2 separate regions of the Mus musculus genome follow, and region 2 is linked to region 1. The links are chromatin loops, found by intact Hi-C in ENCODE. Cell type or tissue: left cerebral cortex. All regions are shown on one strand. Each heading gives the region's core, and the rest is flanking DNA. Links, peaks and the distances in the headings are about the cores only.

Region 1 (10,283 bases), core at 2,512-7,511:
CATGCACATAAAACCAGAGACATTGAAACTTATAAGAGGAGAAAATGGGGAAGAGTCATGAAGATATGGGTACAGGGGAAAAATTCCTAAACAGAACACCAATGGCTTGTGCTGTAAGATCAAGAATCTACAAATGGGACCTCATAAAATTGCAAAGCTTCTGTAATGCACAGGACACTGTCAATAAAACAAATGTAAATCAACAGATTGGGAAAAAGATCTTGAACCAATCCTATATCTGATAGAGGGCTATGTCCAATATACACAAGGAACTCAAGAATTGTGACTCCAGAGAACCAAATAACCCTGTTACAGAACGGGATACAGAGCTAAACAAAGAATTCACAATGGAGGAATACCGATTGCCTGAGAAGCACCTAAAAAAAAAAAAAAAAAAAAAAAAAAAAAAAAAAAAAAAAAAAAAAGTCAAAAACCTTAGTCATCAGGGAAATGCAAATCAAAACAACCCTAATATTTCACCTTATACCGTTCAGAATGACTAAGATAAAAACTCAGGTGACTACAGACACTGGTGAGGATATGGAGGAAGAGGAATACTCCTCCACTGCTGGTGGGATTGCAAGCTGATACAACTACTCTGGAAATCATTTTGGTGGTTCCTCAGAAAACTGGATATAGTACTACCTGAGGACTCAACAATACCACTCCTGGGCATATGTCCAGAAGATGTTCCAACTTGTAATAAGGATACATGCTCCACTATGTTCATAACAGCCTTATTTATAATAGCCAGAAGCTGGAAAGAACCCAGATGTCCCTCAACAAGGGAATGGATACAGAAAATGTGGTACATTTACACAGTAGAGTACTACACACTTATTATAAACAATTTATGAAATTATTAGGTAAATAGATGGATCTGGAGGATATCATCTTGGGTGAGAAATACCCAATCACAAAAGAACAACTGATAAGCGGATATTAACCTAGAAGGTTGGAATACCTAAGATACAATTCAGAAAACACATGAAACTCAAAAAGAAGGAAGACCCAAGTATGGATATATCAATTCTTCTTAGAAGAGGGAACAAAATACCCATGGAAGGAGTTACAGAGACAAAGTGTGTAGCAGACAAATGGAATGACCATCCAGAGACTGCCCCACCTGGGGATCCATCCCATATACAATCATTAAATTCAAACACTATTGTGGATCCCAACAAGGGCTTGCTGACAGGAGTCTGATAGATCTGTCTCCTGAGATGCTCTGCCATTGCCTGACAAATACAGAAGTGGATGCTCAGAGCCTTCCATTGTATGGAGCACAGGATCCCCAATAAAGGAACTAGAGAAAGTATCCAAGGAGCTAAAGGGGTTTGCAGCTCCATAGGAGAAACAAAAATACAAACTAACCAGCACTACTAGAGCTCTTTGGGACTAAACCATCAACCAAAGAAAACAAAATGGTGGGACTCATTGCTCTAGCAGCATATGAAGCAGAGAATGGCCTAGTCGATCATCAATGAGGGGAGATGATCTTGGTCCTGTGAAAGGTCTATGCCCCAGTATAGGGGAATGCCAGGGCCAGGAAGCAGCAGTGAGTAGGTTGGTGAGCAGGGGGAGGGGTAATGGGATAGTAGATTTTCAGACTGGAAAACAGGAAAACAGATAACATTTAAAATGTAAATAAAGTATCTAATTTAAAAAATATAAAAAAATTATTAGTCATGTGAATAAATGCACAATTATGTGAATATTCTTTTGTCTTAATATTGAAAAACTTACAAAGACAGTGGATGTCTCCAAGGGCAATGATTTTAATAAATATGATATAATGTATACATATGATAAGAAGTACACAAACAAAGCCTATCCATGAACATTAGAGCAGTCAATGACTGTGTAATAGTTGTCAGTCCTTTGACAGTAATATTTGTACAAACACAGGCCTTGATTATGAGAGAATGGAGGAGGGGAAACAACATGATCAGGTATTGAGGGGGGGCAGAAGAGAAGCCCTGAGGGCCAGCAGAATGAATTGGTAATATATAACCTCAGGATTAGAGGTGGGGGTACCCTCTCGAATCTAACAGAGACATTGTAGTTGAGAGAAGCTCGTGGCTCAAAGGGAGGGTCCTTAGATAAAATATCCAACTGTAGGGAGAGGGAATTTGTAGAGTCCACCACTATTAGAAAGACAGGGCATTAAGTGGAGGGATGGGGTTGCCATCCCACAGTCAAAAATTTTGACCTAGAATTGTTCCTGTATAAACAACTGCAGGGGAAAAACTGGATAAGAAGAAAAGGAGGTCCAGTGATCTGCCTAAATTGGAATCCATCTCAAAGGTAGTCTCCAAGGTCTGACACTACTACTGATGTCATTATGTGCTTCCACAGAGGAGCCTACCATGGCTGTCCTCTGAGTGTGGCCCAAGAAGCAGCTGACTGAGACAGATGCAGATACTTAAAATGGAACCATTGGACTGAAGTCAGAGACCCTGTGGCTGAAGAAGTTGAAGAGAAAGGTGACCCCCACAGGAAGACCAGCAGTCTCAACTAGCCCAGATCCCTAAGATCTCTCAGATACTGAGCCACCAACCAGGAAGCAAAAACTAGCTGATAAAAGGCCCCTAACACATATACAGCAGAGGACTGCCTGGTCTGGCCTCAGTGAGGGAAGATATACCTAATCCTTGAGAAACTTGAGGCCCCAGGGAGTGGGGAGGCCGGGTAGGGTGTGTGCAATGTGGGGGTTAGGGACATCCTTTTGGAGACAGTGGAGAGGAGAAATGTGATGAGGAACTGTCTACAGGTAGACTGGGAAGGGGATAATGACTGAAATGTAAAAAAACAATTAAAGATAAATTTTTTTAAAAAACAAAAAGTTTGCAAGGCACAACTTTAAACCTAGCCCTGCCATACAAGTTTATTTCCAGATGCATTTCTTCTTCTGATCAAAAGTGATACTATAAGGTGGCATTATGATTTATACAACTTTGCATATTGACTGGTTTTTGTGGTTCACTTTTATTTTGATTGTTAACCTTTTATTTTTCCTTAGTTCTCATGCAAATTTAAAACTTTCAATAAAAAGAAAATTAAATTATAATTAACTATTAAAACTCCATACCATGACTATCTTGAAGTTTCCTCTAGTGAAGTGCTTATTTTGCTAACTTTATAATATTATGGGAATAATTAATATGGGTAATTATTGATATGGGAAATATACCATGGTGAATATAACTCAATTATAAGTGCAGACACCAAATATGAACAAAAATTAAAGAAAGCCTGATTCTCTTATGCACATTGTCCTTTAACTTATGTAAGAAATTCATAAGCTCATTGATTAGTAGATGACTGTTTCATTTTAAGTAGCGAAGCATGTTGAAACCAGTACATGTACAGAACAGAACTTGGCATATGTAGGGATTTCTTGTACAACTTGTATGAGTTACATGAATTTTCTTACTTTCCATACCTTTCACCCTCCCTCTGTCTTTCCCCTGTGGTTTCCCTTCTCATACTCTGATCTGGAGACATTTTATTCTCTTGTTGAAAGTCATCATCAAAAGTGGACTCATACCGTACTGGTCATATTTTCCCTGGCAGTAATAACCTGGTCTGAGACCTTCCCATTCTTTCTTGTGCTGCCTGGATATCATCTAAACACTGAGAAACAGATTAGCAACAGATTTTGATTTGCTCTCATAAAAGTGTATTTCACACTCAGAATTAGAGGGGATATCTAGCTATAACCAATCTTGTGAAGTAGTTGGAGGTACTGTTGAAGTCAAATGATTAGGAAAAATACCATAATCTATTAGGTACATTGTGCATCTAGTAATTTGTCTTATTAATAAGCGTTTGAGAAAATTCTGACTAGACATTAGGCTGATAGAGCCGCTGACAATAGGCTCAGTTGTTATATGTACTTTGGGAGATCACGGGTTAACAACATACGGAAACAGGTTCTACTCTGTTTATATAAATATTTAGTAATTGTACAATTTCAGAAATTATTATTAAAACAAAGTACAAAATTTCAAACAAAGATACAAACTTGTTATAGTGCTCAGATGTAAAGATACTGTACTATATGTACTCTTTTGTTTGGTGTGTGTGTGTGTGTGTGTGTGTGTGTGTGTGTGTGTGTGTGTGTGTTTCAATGTCATGATCTTTTAAAGTAATGGGAAACCTTGGAAATTGTAACCCAAAGTGGATTTATCTGGAACAGCAGCGTGAAACTCTGGTTTGGGAAAAATTAAAAGCATATGTTCCAGAAGTCAGCTCTAATTTGCAATGAATTGCTTCAGTAAACCACTTGTATCAGTATTGTTAATCTTAATGGTTACAAGTGACCCATGCTTTAATAATCCAGACCATCAGTTGGGGACAAATCTCTTTTTCTAATTAAGAATGTTTGACCACAAGAGGGAGTTCCTTGCCAACTGTTTATGTATCACAGATATCACAGGTCTAAATTTACAAAGAAAAATACCTTCAAATACATTTAGTCCCATAAGTGATTTGATGCTGAGAAAAAGATGACAATTGCTTATATTTAGATTTTCACACAGTTCTAAACGCAGCATAATGTATCATGAAATTCTAATTCTAACAGACTACGAGTTGTTCAGGAATGAGACACTGTTTCAAAGTACTTCCCAGATGTGTGCTTGGAAAACAAAATCACAGCTCTCTACCTTTGGGTGGGCAGATCCAATGCTGACACAGAAAAAATGTATTGAGGTCAAAGTATATAAAATTACAGACTGACTTATTGAAGTGGAATGAGTAAAGGTAACTGTTTATATAAATTGATGCACATATTTTGTTGAAGTTTTCATCACTAATGAGTAAAGTAGAATGTGACTTTGATAGTACAAACTAAATCAGCATTTTTAGGAAATAAAAAAGCCAATATTCCAACTAGTGGACTTTTAGAATACAAATTAACTCCATTTCCCTGTGATTACATGCATAATATAGGCAACAACTCAAGAACATATTAAGTTACTAAACATAATTTATATCCCATAGCAATTCCACATAAAGTTGTGTTTAAGTCGGAGCATTCCAATAAAGTAAGCACTGACCACAACTTTAAAAGTATTAGCATAATTATGATGTTTTAGTTAGATAATAGTTTTCAATGATTTTTATGCATCAAAGAAATTTTTCATTTAAAATGCATTTTCCCAAGTATTATTTCTCAGGTTTTTATACCTAAGATATTATGCCACTGAGTCCTGAACCCCTACTAAACAGCGTCCTTCCTCATTTTATAATCAAATCAAAATTGTCTCCTTGGAAATGTGCCTCCTTTTAGAGATAGGCACTCTGGAAATACCTACTGGGAGAATTGATAATTGTAACTGTAGTAAATGTAGTGATTTTAGCAAAACTTATTTGGAGAAAATGACTAGATCTCACATGCATTCCTGGTGTGTCTTGATGGCACTTACTATAAATATGGGACACAGAAAAAGAAAATACCAGTAATTCTTTTGGCTGTTCCCTCCTACCTCCTATGGTTCTTAAGATTGTATTATTTTACACCATTTTTGACATATTTTGCTGCATGAAGTCATGCATTTTTAAGAGTTTTTTTCTTTTACAGTAACTGAAAATGACAAGTAAAGAAAACAGAATTCTTTGGTAAGCCAAGTGTTGCAAACTTCACTAAAAGGATTTTTCCAACCAATCTCCAACACATGCACACACACACACACACACACACACACACACACACACACACACAGAGTGATGAAAAGGGCAATGTATGTCCATATATCTTTAAGAATAAGGCATTCAATAAGAGTAAATACTGAGAAAGATGGCAAGTCATTGAAAAAACTTTTTCACTGAACAAAGGACCAAAATAGGTTCAACATAAACATTTTGTGTAAAGGTATGTAATGATAAATCACTCTTATAAATCCAATATCAAAGTTAGTATGAAAATACCCTGGATAAACAGAAATTTACGTTAATTTCTTCGACAAATATTTGAGGAATATACTGTATTATATTTGTGGCAATGAAATGTAGCTCATTTTCTTTCCATATTTCATCTTCATTTCCTCCTTTCTCTTTCCTCCTCATTCTACACATGCTTGCTTAAGTGTTCTCTCTCTCTCTCTCTCTCTCTCTCTCTCTCTCTCTCTGTGTGTGTGTGTGTGTGTGTGTGTGTGTGTGTGTGTGTGCATGCGACACGTCCATGCATGCCTCCTTCTTCTCTCCTCTCTTTACTCTATCTCCTAATCACTCCTCTTTCTCTTTTCCTCCCCCATCTCTTGCCACTATAACATGCAAGTATGTTTACTCAAATACATAAAAAACCTCTTGTTTGAGGTTAATAACATTGAGATTCTCAGGGGATGTTGTAAAAATATGCCTAGATGTAAAAGTTTAAAGAAAACATCTGACTGATTTTGTCCCTATGATGTAAAAGATTCAGATATTTGAAACTATGTCTGCTAACTGACATATATTATGAACATGTGTGTACAGACATATGTGCACAGTGTATATAACATTATGCAGATGCTTCTGTTCAGGTGTAATAACCATTTCCTAATGTTATTCAGTTAAGACTGTCATCTCTACACATTCCCATTTTGACATGAGCAACTTTTAAAAAGTTAATTAGGAGTTCTCTGGTGTAATTTTTGTGTTCAGTTAAGTATACTATCATATCATCTACAAATAGTGATATTTTGTCTCCTTCCTTCCCCATTTGTGTCCCTTTGACCTCCTCTTGTTGTGTAATTCCTCTGGCTAGGACTTTGAGAACTATATTGAATAGGTAGGGAGAGAGTGGGCAGACTTGTCTAGTCCCTGATTTTAATGGGGTTGTTTCAAATTTCTCTTCATTTAGTTTGAAGTTGTCTACTGGTTTGCTGTATATTATTTTTACTATGTTTAGGTATGAGCAGTGAATTCCTGATCTTTTCTAAGGTATTTATCATAAAGGAATGTTGAATTTTGTCAAATGCTTTCTCAGCATCTAAGGAGATAATCATGTGTTTTTCCTTTGAGTTTGTTTATATAGTGAATTTTACTGATGGATTTCCAGATATTGAACCATCCCTGCATCACTGTATTGAAGCCTACTTGTTCATTATGGATGATCATTTTGCTGTGTTATTATATCTGGTTTGCAAGAATTTTATTGAGTATTTTTGCATCGATATTCAATAAGGAAATTTGGTTTGAAGTTCCCTTTCTTTATTGGATCTTTTTGTGATTTAGGTATCAGAGTAACTGTGGCTTCATAGAACGAATTGGGTAGTGTTCCTTCTGATTCTAATTTGTAAAATAATTTGAAGAGTGTTGATATTAGGCCTTCTTTGAAGGTCTGAAAGAATTCACACTAAACCAGAACCTCCAGAGCTCCCAGGGACTAAACCACCAACCAAAGCTTACATAAGGGGGGGGGGGCTCCATGGCTCCAGCTTCACATGTAGCAGAGGATGGCCTTGTTGGATATTTGTGGGAGGAGAGGCCCTTGGTCCTGTGAAAGCTCAATGTCCCAGCGTAGGTGAATGCCAGGACAGGGAGTCGCAAATGGGTGGGTGGGTGCAGAAACACCCTCATTGAAGCAGGGGGAGGGAGGATGGGATGGGGTGTTTCGGGGGGGGGGGCACCAGGAAAGGGAATAACATTTGAAATGTAAATAAAGAAAATATCCATTAATATGCATATATATACAGCTAATTTAGAAAGTTATAGGACATTTACATTTCAGTCATTTATTTTTGAAAGCACTGTCTTCTGCTGATGTAGAGTATTGAAAACAGAATTAAGCACATCAATTAGAAGGAGGGAACCAAGTGACCAGCTCATGGGATCACTTCCTCAGCTCTTTCAAAACCAGACCAAAACTCAGTCTCAGTTTTTCTATCCAAGAATGGTAGTGTATGTCATAAGTAATTATACATATGAAAGAGTAAAAGAGAAAAGGAATTTAGTCTGACAGATTTTAAGAAATCCATGTCTTTCTTTTTAAAAGATCATGTTTTTAAAAATATTATATTAATGTCATAGTTTGTTTTTTCTTACAAGTTTTAAATTGCAGTAGGTCTAATAATGTCTATCATTATTATTATGACGTCACTAATTTCTAACTCTATAAAACCAATTTACACTAGGAATAAAAATTGTTTTCTTAATGTGAATTTGAAAACAGTAAAGCATGCAACTTCGAGCCTATTACAGTGACTTCTTTTTATATCAAGAGTATGTTAAATAATTTTCAGCCAGCCCTTCTAACAATGTGGTTTAAAATACGCCAAACATCCATATGCTGTTGCTGGGCTGAGGCTTCAGTTAATACTGCAAAAAAGCTATCTTTAATAGCTATTGGTTGCTCAGCAGGACAAGCAAGCCTGGGATTAGAGATAATGATACTTGTTGGAACTGCAGGGAGGCAAAAGAGAAAGTGATCGGCTTCCCTTGGCTTTGTAAAAAAGCCACATTGAAAGAAACTTACATTCAGAAGAACATGATACTAGTTGGTGATACACCTGCACATCTAAATGTGTCTCTTTTTTTTCTTTCATCTTGGGCTGAGACAGTGATCTTAAATTAAATGCAAAGTTGGAATGCTTAACCATCAGAGATCCCTCTCATTTTTTTACTGCCTCGTTTCCACATCACTGTCTCCATTCCTTTTAAATCCATGTCATAATACCCAATATCAGTGCAATCATTCTGTTTCCAGTGTGATTGTCCTCTTCCAAGTGCCTGACTATCACTAGTCTAAAATAATTACATAAGTCATCTGACCTTTCTAATTAGCTGCTGTGGTTTTGTTACCTCTTAATTCTGAAACTTCTAGAGCATTCTGACACATTCAAAGTAAATGTGTTCATTAAAGTGACACTAAGATCCATTTAGTTCCTTTCTAAAGATATCATCTTGCTTGATTTTTTTTCACATTGATTATTCTCATAGGAAAGATTCCTTGACAGCCTTTGCTCCATTTCCTACTGGTCGGAGAGTGTGTACTCTGTGGAAGCTGCTGACCATTTAAGAAAAATTATGTTTATTTCATATTCTTGGTGATGTCTCTTTTAAGTGCATTTCTTACTCTTCATCTCTTAAATGGAGTTAATTCAGAGTTCTGAGAATTCCGTTAGGCAAAAACTAAGTTTATTTATTCATGTGTAGTATCTCCTCACCACATTTTTTTCTGGTAATCAGCGAGGTCATATTGTACAAATTTAATTTAAAGTCTGCTTTGGTGGTCATAGTAAACTCTACAGAAGTTATTTCTGTAATGTAGAAGCAGACAAAGTTTGAGTAAAGTAGCAGAGTGTGTAAACATGAACATTAGTGCAAATAGCTACATGTTGGGATGCACATCACACAAATTCAGAAATGCTATGTTGGCTGTGTTCCCTCATCCCTCTGATGACCACATTCTGATGAGCATGCCAGCAACATGGAGGAACATGAGAGCTAGTGTAAGATACCCACCCGCTGCACTTTCTGAGACATGATCTTAGAAATGTCATTTATTTTGGTCAAAGACCAAAAGCCTTTTCAAAAGAGTTTGTGCTAAACATTTTCTAAACATTTCAATAATTTTCTTCTGCTTGTCCTTTGTTGCGTGGTAGTGTGTTACCCCCTTTGTTGCTAGAGGGCTTCACTTTTTCTTATAGGTTGCCTGTAACCCACTAGTGCCAAAGAAGTAATCAGTCAAACACTGCCCTGTTTGTTGATGTTTTCTGCTTCTGACAAAATCCAATGAAAATATTTATAAATATGTGTGAATTTTGTATACATGTTATATAAATACAGAATGTAAATTCTCAAGTGCCATCAGAATTGTTTACATGGTTACCTATTCTCAGAGGTATTACGGTTTAGATATGAAATGACACCCAAGCACTAATGTATTGAAGTCTTAAGTCCCCAGCTGGTGGACACTATTGGGAGGCAGTTATGTCATGAGGATGTTAATTCCATCAGTGTTAAATTATTGGAATATTGGCTGCTGAATGAGATAGTAATAGATAGATCACTGAGGGATGGCTTGTGTAGAATATTCCTCATCCCAGTATTTGTGTGTGTGTGTGTGTGTGTGTGTATGTGTGTGTGTGTGTGTGTGTGTGTGTGTGTGTGTGTGTGTGTGTATGTGTGTGCCTCAGTTTTCTGGTAGCTGTGAGTGGTGATAAGTAGGAATTATCTTCCAGACTAAGCTGTTGTGCATTGCCATAGAACTAGAAACAAGGAAGGGCCATGTCATGATAGAATGAATGCTCTGCAACAAAATGTTAAAATAAATTATTCCTTTTTACTGATTACCT
Region 2 (10,283 bases), core at 1,697-6,696, 1.6 Mb after region 1:
TGGCTTTAATCTCATGCCAAGGGAGACTAATTGTTTTGATACCTTTAAAACAAGCTCTCTGGGGAAAATCTGTATCAAGATCAGAGGACCTGACCTTTCTCTCAGAGTTTGCAAGCTTGTTCATCACTCCACATGAGCTTGAGAAGGGTGCTATTTCTGTCCTGTGGTTTCTCTAAACAGAATAATACTGTTTGAACGACTTAAGGGTATGGAAGTGGTGTACCAGAGAATTTTCTGTAATATGACCATTGGTAGGTTTCAGTGTCTCTTTAGCTAGATTTATGAAATGTCTTTACAAAGCTACTTTTTTTTTCAGTGTGACTTAACAATAACCTAAAATGCATGATCTGGTGTCATTCTATAAAGCAAACTGCAAATGTGAAAGAGACCAAAGGATTAGTGAAGAATAGGTTAGCCTTCTTCCTACCCTGTTAAAAATTGTATTTAAAAAGCTATGTAAATTGGGTAAAGAGACCATTTACATTCAGACTCTGGGGCTTGGATCATGAGTTCCTAGCATATGGAAAGCCACAGACTGCCCTCCCCTCAGATTCTCCCTTCTCCCACCAGCTATTTACCAGATGCCTAGCTGAGGGATCAAGTGTTGTGTGGCAAGCTTTTTTAAAAGGTGATTAACAGCCAACCACGATGCTAGAAGCTCATAAAGAATATAGTAAATTCACAGCTTAATTCCTCCACCCGAGCACTTTCTTTTTTGCACTGGACCCTGTGTGTTGAACAGGTCTGTGGGAACTAGGAAAGTAGAGGAAAATTATAAAAAAGAAGGCTATGGATCTGAGGTATTCCCCTGGTCTTCCCACAAGGCTCCTGGAGAAGTCAGAGCACCATGCCCCTGCTCTCTGCCTGCACTAACAAGACTCATACAGTGCTAAGGTTAGGGCCACAGTCTGGTCCAGTTGCCACTTTCAAACTCAATTTAACTTTCCCAGGGCTCTGACTGGTGCGAGGCAAACAGAGTGGATAGGGAGAAGGGAAGAAATTCAGAAAAGAAAACAGAAGAGGAAAGGGTGAAAATTGCAACTGCTTTTCCTAGTCCAGCAGCTGAGCGTGTGTGGGAATTCAGTTTGAGATCTCTGGTGCCCTTGGAAAAATTCGAGCATTTTCTCTTAGATGAACTACCTATCCAACAACAGATATTAGGACCAGTGACGAGTATAGCTGGTGACAAACCACAGCTTTAAGAAACAAAGCCAAAGCTCCACAAGACTTGAGCTGACCTCTGGATCTCTAGGGAAGCCATTTTGGTAGAGGCAGGACTGTGAACACATGTGGGTGTGCAATTGCTCTGAGCAACACAGAATCCCAGGAGATAGAGTCCTAAGTAGACCGAGTCCCATGGGTGGGTAAGGCCCTCTTCAAAAAGTCTCTGCTTCATGCTATCCCCATCACAAGAGACTGGGACACTTGACTCAAAAGTGCACAACCAATTCCCCTTTCGGAAAGCCTGAGGCTTCCCCTGCTGTGTGCAGCACCAACAAACAGCATCCCATCCCTGCTCCTAGAGCTAAGACTGAGAATTGCAATCTCTTTTCAGAGGAGCCGGCTGCTTCGCCCAAGGCCTGGAGAGGCAGACTTCTTCACTCTAGGGGTCAATCTAAGTCCCAGAGGCCTTTTTGCAAGTTTGGAAGCTTGGGGCGGGGTAGGAACCCAGGAAGGAGAAGCCACAGTGAGGATGTGTGGACGCCATCTCTCCCGCTGAGTCTCGGCTGGCCCAGCAGCTTTGTTGCGGGACTTGACCCCCGACTAGCCCTTCCAGGCAGGGCTGACTCATTCAAGAGCCCACCCAGCCCCCGGGCGCGGTCCCGCGTGTCCGTTCCCCACCCCCACCCGTTCCTAGCGAGCCCGCCCTGCGCGCCCTCTGACGCAAACGCGCGCCCCTGCCAGGCGCAGGGAAGGTGGGGGGTGGGGTGGGTGAGCGTTCCTGTTGGTTTTAATTGAAGCTCTTCCTTTCACACACACAACCTCGGTTCCCACTCCTGGGAGGCGACCCCCTCCCCGCCCCCAGCCCGCCTAGCCCAGCGAGTAGAATCTAGCTCTACTCTACCTCACAGCTCTGCACGGCCACCGAGGTTCTGTGCTTTGGAGAACCGCTGTCCCCTTTAATCCGCTGACACTATCGCCCACATCAAACGGGCAGCCATCGATTGCCTTATTTTATTCGGGGCGACCTCAGGCTGGCGACTGAGCGCGACTCGCGAAGTCCTGTCTGCGGCGCGGCTAGGCACAGGTGCCGAGGCCGGCGGGCTCCACGGCTTCTCCATCTCTGCAAGCTGCAGGCTGGCCGCGCGGAAGCTAAACTTGATGCAATCTCGGGTCCCCTGCCCACGTAGCGTTTCCCGCTCCGGGTGGGAGAGGTTAGTGAGAGGACCTGTTTTGGGTTTGGACTGATGGGCTGGCAAGGATCCTCTCCTCCAAGGAGGCGTACCTTCCAGGCCCGGACGAAAGTTCTCCGGGTCCTACCTGGGCTGCCTTGACTGTTTATCTAGGCTGGCGAGGACGAGTAACGATTGCCTTTCTACCTAGCCACGTTATCGAAGATTACAGACCCCAAGTTTCAAAACACACACACACACACACACACACACACACACACACACACACACGATTATCTTTGCGTTACTTGCCTGGTACGGCAGGGCTTGGCCGAGTCTCACTTCTGGTGCCCACCGTGTACAGCCCAGAGTCCGAGGGAGACTAGGCATGCAGACCCCGCACCCAGCAGGCCTCCGGTTCCCGGACGCTTGCTTTTTGCTTCCTCTCCCACTGTTTTGTGACTCTTCCCTCCCCCAGCCTCCCTTTCTCTGCTGCGTTCCGCTGCTCACTACTCCCTGTCTCTGATTGTTTGGGGAGTAAAATTTAGAATTTCTATATAAACAGCGCGCACACGCTCTCTCTCTCCTCTTTCCTTCCTTCCTTCCTTCCTTCCTTCCTTCCTTCCTCCCTCCCTCCCTCCCTCCCTCCCCCCTCCCTTCCTTCCCTCCTTTTTTTTATCATATCAATTTCACCTTTAAACGAACCGGAAGACTTGATCACGAATATTAGGGCTGAGAGGCTAAGGCCAGGAGCCCCTGCCACCCCATGTCCCGCCTCTCCATCATCTGCGTACAATGGGCCGCAGCACGCAGAATGCAGTCTCCATTATTCCAAATAGAAGGGCATACATAAGAAAGTCTTTATTCTGCTCTTTAAAAAAAATATATATCACTGGCCACTAAGTGGTAGATCCCAGAGACCAAAAAGCGCAAAGCGTGCCCCAAACACTCAGCGCTTTCTAAAGCCCTCACTAGTGAGATTTAAAGTGGGAACCAGTATTAATAGCCAAACCCTACCTCTTTCCATACAACTTGGCCATTTACTTCCACCTTTACCTTGGGGCGCTCGGAACGCTTGAGACAAACTTTTACGCTCTCCCTAGTTGAGGGCTGGTAAGAGGGACTCTCACTCCCACTCCCACTTCGGGTGGAGGCAGCCGTGGCTTTGTCACTCTGCCGCCCTGTGCCTGCCTGAGCCTGCGGATGAGAGCGATCTTAAAACGAGGGGGGTTGCGAGTGTGGGATTGGAGAATATGTAACTAATAGAAGTATCGTTTTCCCCAGTACCATCTTTCAAGGAAAAAAAAATTCCATTGAAAGAATTTTCAAAGTGCTGTCTTGGTTTGGAGAAAAGGCACTGGTTGCCAATGAGGAGGGGAGGAGGGACTCGGCTGCGTGCCGCCTGAGAGCGGCTCCCGTCCGCTAGGTGGCAGGCCGACCTAGCGATTCCTGCAAGGCCCGCGGCGGGACCCGCTCCTCCTGCCTACCCCTCCTTTTGCGACCAATCACCTTCGGGAATGGGGTCTCAGTCACACACACCCCAACACACACACACACACACACACACACACACACACACACACCACCACCACCACCACCACCACCACCACCACCACCACCACCACCACCACCACCACACAGCGAGTGAGAGACTCAGTCTCTTCCTCCTCCTCCTCCTCCTCCTCCTCTCCCCCTCCCCCTCCCCCTCCGTTTCCCACTTCTCGTCCCCTCCCCTCCTCCCCTCTCCCTCTTCCCCGTCTTCTCGTTCGTTCGTTTGCTCTTTTCCTGTGACTGACTTGTCCGCACTAACAGCCGCCCCACAACAATATGAGGAGTTACAAATGCTTTATTAATAATCATTGAAGCATTGTTTGGAGTTTGAGCATCCTGGGAATAAAAATGATGAAAAAGGAAAAAGAGGATTGATTGGAAAGTTTATTTTAAGATCATCTTTGGGATGAATAGGAATCATCGATTCGGATCGAATTTGTGGCAGTAGCTGCAGTTTCATGTGTGTGCTTTGTCGTAATTACGCCTCCGAAACTATGATATACTTCAGATTTTTAAATGAGGAGGCTTTTCATAATTATATAAAATGAGCGGGATACAGACTAAGATTATATTGAATGTGAACTAAGATTCTAAACCAAGTAGACTTCACAAATCATTAAAATGATGGAGTTTTTTTCCTCATTAATTTTTTTCTTAACGTTTTCAGTGCCACTCCTTACGCTCATAAAACCTAATTCTGAAAAGTTTTCATAAGATATACAGTAATTTCTTTCTCCTCGTTTTTTCCCATCACAACGCGTTCTCCCCTCATCATCCCTTTCCCCTCGTGTGTGTGTGTGTGTGTGTGTGTGTGTGTGTGTGTGTGTGACCATACACGACCCATACTAATCAGGTCTCAGAGTAAATAGCAGCGCAGGGCGATCTCAATGTAAATTATGCTTGTCAGAAGCACCCCCCCCCTCACTTTCTCTTCTCCTCCCCTCGACATCCCAGACTGTAGGTAGCTGGGGGGAGGGGAAAAGGACTTTCCAACCAATGGCGTGAAGGAGGCTTGGCTAACCTTAGCCTCCCATTTTCTCTCCCCCCCCCCACCCCCCATTCAGGGCTCTGACCAGTCAGTCGCCTTTGATTATCAGTTGCCAGCAGCCCTTCTCTTGGCTCCTTGACACGAGCTCCATATAAGGCAGAGATCTCCATAGAAACGTGTCAGTTTCAATAGTAGTGTCAAAGTTCACTATATACAGACATTCGCGCAGATCCCCCTTTCGGAAACATTGCTCTGAGTGTCCTCCCGTTTAAACGCATTCAATTTTTTGGTCCCTCTCCTCTCCTCTCCTCTCCTCTCCTCTCCTCTCCTCTCCTCTCCTCTCCTCTCCTCTCCTCTCCTCTCCTCTCCTCTCCTCTCGCCCCTCTCTCCCTCCTCTCCTTTCTCTCACCCACTCTCCTCTTGCCCTATCTCTCCCCCTTTCTTTTCCTTACATATTCTACTAGTTGTCGCCCTTCCTCTTTCTCTCCCTCCTTTTCTCTTTCACTCCTTTCCTCTAGAAGAGAGAAGACTAAACTTGAAAAAAAAAGGAGGAGGAGGCACCCCTCAGTATTCTTCTTATCGTTATTATATATATATATGTATGTATATATATATATATATATATGATTTTTTTTGGAGGGAGGGTGTTGGTTCCCAGCTGAAGAGCACTTATTTAAAATACTAAAAAAAGAACATTTTTGGGCGATCTCCAGGGTTTTTTAACTAGCTCTGTGTGTTATAGCAGAAGAAGCAGAAGAAGCAAGAAAGAGGAAAAGAAGAGGATTATTTATTCGACCTACTTTGGATGTCTCTCTCGCTTTCTCTTTTTCCTTATTTTCTCAAGCATTTTCTTCTGATTTTTATTTTTTTCCTATTTCGCTGTGAATTCGTCGCTGGCGTGAATTATCTCGTATTTTTCTCCCCCTTCCGTCACCTCCCGAAAGAAGAAGGCAGAGAGAACCCGGCGCCACCCGCACAACAAAAAGAGCAAAGTGTGTGATCTTCCTCGCCGGCTGCCTCCCGCTCTCCAGCGCTGCCTTCCTGAATGGCTGGCTGCGTCCGGCCCTGGACCTGGCCCCCAGACACCCGAGCGCCCTGATCCTCGCCGGCAGCTTCGTCCCGATCCTGCTCGACTCTCCCAGCTCCCCGCACTCTTGAAACCGGGCGAGGGCTCCCGCCAGGACAGCGGCGGCGGCACGGGCAGCACCGGCCTCGGCTCGCTCTCGGGCTGCGGCCCCGACTCCGGCTCGGACTCCCGCCCGGGCCCGGGCTCCTCCAGCGGAGCACGCAGCGGCGGCCAGCTCCTCCAGCAGCGTCTGCAGCCGCGACCTCCTCCTCCGCGGCCGCCGCCGCCCTCGCCGCTTCCTCTATGTCGGCTCAGCCCGCGCTCTGCGCGTAGCCCCAGCGGCCAGCGGCCAGCGGGCGGGCGGGCGGGCGGGCGGGCGCCCGGCGCGGGTGAGCGAGTGTGTGTGCGAGTGTGTGTGTGCGCGGGGGTGCGGGCGAGGCGGAGGGCGAGAGTGTGCGCGCGCCGTGGCCCATGCCCGCCGCCCCCGGCGCTGCGCCCCGCGCCGCTCCCGGCTGCCGCCTGTGCCATTTCTGATTTTGCAAGTTGGGGAAGAAGAAAAAAGCGAGAGAAGGGAGCTCGCTCGCTGGGGGGTGGGGAGGGGGGAGAGAGAGAGAGGCCCCCCCAGGAACGGAGTGCGGGGGGAGCGGGCGAGGGGAGCAGGGGTGTTGGGGGGGGGGAGCCTGAGAGCCTGGGGGGGCTGCAAAAAGAGAGAAAGAAAACAGCAGGAACCACAACAAAACGCCAGCAGGGCGGGCGGGCGCGCAGCAGCAGCGGGGCGGCTGAGGCAGTAACGGCGGCGGCGGCGGCGGCGGCGCAGGCAGAGGCCGGTGCCCGGCTCGGGCTCGGCTCCGGCGACCCCGGGGCGCCCGGTGGGCCCCCCGCCCCCTCCCCCTCCCCCCTTCCCCTTCCCCTTCCCCTCCCAGCGCGCCCGCGCGCCCCGCGGCCCTCGGCGAGCAGCTCGGCTCCCCCCAGCGCTCCCTGGGCCCAAAGATATGGCAATGGTAGTTAGCAGCTGGCGAGATCCGCAGGACGACGTGGCCGGGGGCAACCCCGGCGGCCCCAACCCCGCAGCGCAGGCAGCCCGCGGCGGCGGCGGCGGCGAGCAGCAGCAGGCGGGCTCCGGCGCGCCGCACACGCCGCAGACCCCGGGCCAGCCCGGAGCGCCCGCCACCCCCGGCACGGCAGGGGACAAGGGCCAGGGCCCGCCCGGTTCAGGCCAGAGCCAGCAGCACATCGAGTGCGTGGTGTGCGGGGACAAGTCGAGCGGCAAGCACTACGGCCAATTCACCTGCGAGGGCTGCAAAAGTTTCTTCAAGAGGAGCGTCCGCAGGAACTTAACTTACACATGCCGTGCCAACAGGAACTGTCCCATCGACCAGCACCACCGCAACCAGTGCCAATACTGCCGCCTCAAGAAGTGCCTCAAAGTGGGCATGAGGCGGGAAGGTGAATATTTCTTCTCTGCTTCTCTCCCTGCGCTTCGCCCGCCTCCCTGCTCTTTCTTTCTCTCTCGCCTTGGTGCCTGTGGCTGTGGGGATGGGGCTTCTGTGGTCCCAGCCGGTCCGGGCTTCCCAGTCTTCGCTGCTTTCCTCCCCCAGCGTCCCCCCCCCCCCAGCTCGCTGCCGCTGCCTCCCCCTCCCGCCCTGCGCTCCTCTCCCCGGCTCCTCCACCCCGCCCGCTGCCTGCTCAAGATTGTGTCCCTGGGATCGTGAGCTGTAGCTTAAAAATCCCTCCCTTCCTCTGTTGGATGTGCTCCGTGTGTGTCTCGTTCCCGCTTGTGTGTGAGGATGCTTGGGGCTGTGCTAGCATGAACTTGGGAGGGGTGATGATTTTCTGCAGAAAACCGTTTCTCTCCGTGTGTGTTTTTGTTTTTTGGTTTTTTTTGTTTTTCCCATTCTACTTTCTCCTCTGCCTCATCGTACCTTTTATTTATAATGGGAGAGGACTGGGGCTGGAGGACCCTGAACCATAGATTCATTGCTGCCACCATCCTTTAGGAAGCTTAGCTTGGAAAAAGAGGAGTGAGATTTATTGCACTTGTAGGTCTAATTAGGGGGGAAGGGGGGCTTCTGGCCTGTTCACTGGCTCCCTCTCCTCTTCAGGGATCTGGGGCCGCCTCCTCCCGAGCTGTGGCCTTGTTTTCACCCCTATACTTTGAAAGGAAAGTTTGTGACTGAACCCTGCTTTCATAGTAGTGTCATTTTTAAAGCTTGATACTCGTTTTATTTCTTCATCAAACTCCACCCTCTGCTTAAATACTGCATACAAATTACAATTTACAACGGCATTTACCGATCCTTCTGATCTGGCTATAATGCACAGACTGCAGCTGGCTTGAGCTTCTGCATCATTTAATCGATGTGTGAGATTTTTTTTTTATTAAGCACAACTTTTGATGTTTAATTTGGATATGCTTCATATTCATGTGGCATGAGATGGAACACTTTTCTTACAAATATATTTAGCGGTTTATAGTTAAAGTTTATCTCCTGGCAATCATTAAACATATCTTATAGTCAAATTAGTGAACCAGTCAATTTCGAAGAACATAGATTACTTCTTCTTGTAATTGACTTCAAAATTATATTTTATATGCCACAAGAAAAGAAATTGAATTCCTTCAGATCTCAAGGAGAAGGCAAATATGACGACTCCATTGCTAGCTCCAGGGAGATTGTTTAGGCATCTGAAAAAAAAAAAAACAAAAAACAAAAAAAAACAAAAAAACTTTGAATTGTGCTCTCATTTAATTGAAAAATAACTGCCAAGTTCAAAACTATAATTAGAAAAAGTATTCTAACCATTGTGTTTCAAAGAGCGTAAACCGCACTGAAACTCTTGTTGGAATTAGAACCAAAGAAAATGATGTAGAGCCTGAGGTAGGACAGCTCTGTGGACATGGACCTCGCTCTACTAATTTGTTGGGGGATGGCAGTTCAGTAGCCCTAACTTTCCCTAGAGTTGTCTTTGTTTACATGGCAATTGAAAATGCTGGCACTGTTGAAGTAAAACATACACATTTAAAAAAAAAAAAAAAAAACTTTGGTCAGCTTTAAGAACTCAATGCATGCTTACGTTTTGCATTCAGATGGGTAATGAATCCAGTGTTTTTGCAGTTGCAAGCTCGCGCATTCACTGGGCAAAGCTGGCTGCAGGTTGCAGTGGCATCGCACAGGACAGACATTAATTGTAGTTCCTACTTTTTTTCAATATGTTTGGCTACTGTAAGTTCAACTTCTTTGAAATTTTTTAATTTTCTGTTTCTTTTAATAGTGAGAAATTTGTATGGGGCAGTCTGGAGGAGGGAAGATGGGAGGAGGTGTGTGTTATGCTTGCTGGTAGTCCAACTCAGTAAGATATATATATATAACTTGTATCTTTTAAAAATTATTCTGTAGCACTTTAGAGATTATGGGAACATTTTATACACTTGCTGCTTGTTTACAAGTGAAGAGTACTCTAAGGTTTGTGGCTTTCTCAGGTTTCATTTTTAAAAGAGAAACTTTGATTTGTATCATTCTGAAAGGATTTCATTTATATCTGTGTTGCTTCTTAGTAGCTGGGAGGTTGGGTGGTACTTTCTTAGCCATCCTGAGCTAGGGGCCTTGCAGTCAGGCCTAGTTCTTCTTCTCTAGCTAAAATAGCCAGGGATGCAGACTATGGATGGACACACGGAGCCGGTGAAGGTAGATGACTTCACCCTAGATCTCCTAGCAGTGTGATCTGTGAGTAAGACCCAGCAAGCAGGAGAAGATGCTTCGGGAGCGAGTGACTGCAGGAAAGAACCACAGTGCGTTGGGTGCGCGCTGCGGCTCGGCGATGTTCACAAGCCCCCCTGGATGCACATTGCCTCTTTTCTCTCTTTCTTTTTATCAGCGGTTCAGCGAGGAAGAATGCCTCCAACCCAGCCCAATCCAGGCCAGTATGCACTCACAAACGGGGATCCTCTCAATGGCCACTGCTACCTGTCTGGCTACATTTCTCTGCTGCTGCGCGCAGAGCCCTACCCCACGTCGCGTTATGGCAGCCAGTGCATGCAGCCCAACAACATCATGGGCATCGAGAACATCTGCGAGCTGGCAGCCCGCCTCCTCTTCAGCGCCGTCGAGTGGGCCCGCAACATCCCGTTCTTCCCGGATCTGCAGATCACGGACCAGGTGTCTCTGCTGCGCCTCACCTGGAGCGAGCTGTTCGTGCTCAACGCGGCCCAGTGCTCCATGCCCCTGCACGTGGCGCCGCTGCTGGCCGCAGCCGGCCTGCACGCCTCGCCCATGTCCGCGGACCGCGTCGTGGCCTTCATGGACCACATCCGCATCTTTCAGGAACAGGTGGAGAAGCTCAAGGC

What was found. Hi-C counts contacts between places; a loop is a spot of excess contacts. Peaks named below come from ENCODE experiments on the same cell type or tissue, not always from the same donor. Only the 100,000 strongest peaks of a DNase experiment are listed, where the experiment ranks them.
Region 2: a loop joins it to region 1, with 8 times the contacts of the local background. A loop is called at or near these places in 4 of 42 quality-filtered maps.

What each region holds. Positions count from the first base shown.
Region 1 is chr13:79,839,100-79,849,382 of GRCm38, reverse strand. No RefSeq gene overlaps it. Among named protein-coding and RNA genes, the nearest start is that of Gm24635, 310 kb to the left of the region's middle. In left cerebral cortex, for the core only: a CTCF peak has its summit at 4,402 (motif pointing right); a DNase peak (open chromatin) is centred at 4,409.
Region 2 is chr13:78,195,221-78,205,503 of GRCm38, reverse strand. It overlaps Nr2f1 (nuclear receptor subfamily 2, group F, member 1), which reads left to right and starts at 6,631. Exons shown (of 3, transcript NM_010151.3): 1 at 6,631-7,384; 2 at 9,815-10,283. The coding sequence starts at 6,931. It overlaps A830082K12Rik (RIKEN cDNA A830082K12 gene), which reads right to left and starts at 7,487. Exons shown (of 3, transcript NR_045195.1): 1 at 7,282-7,487. In left cerebral cortex, for the core only: a CTCF peak has its summit at 3,734 (motif pointing right); DNase peaks (open chromatin) are centred at 1,833, 2,281, 3,770 and 4,905; H3K4me3 peaks cover 4,742 bases; H3K27ac peaks cover 4,228 bases.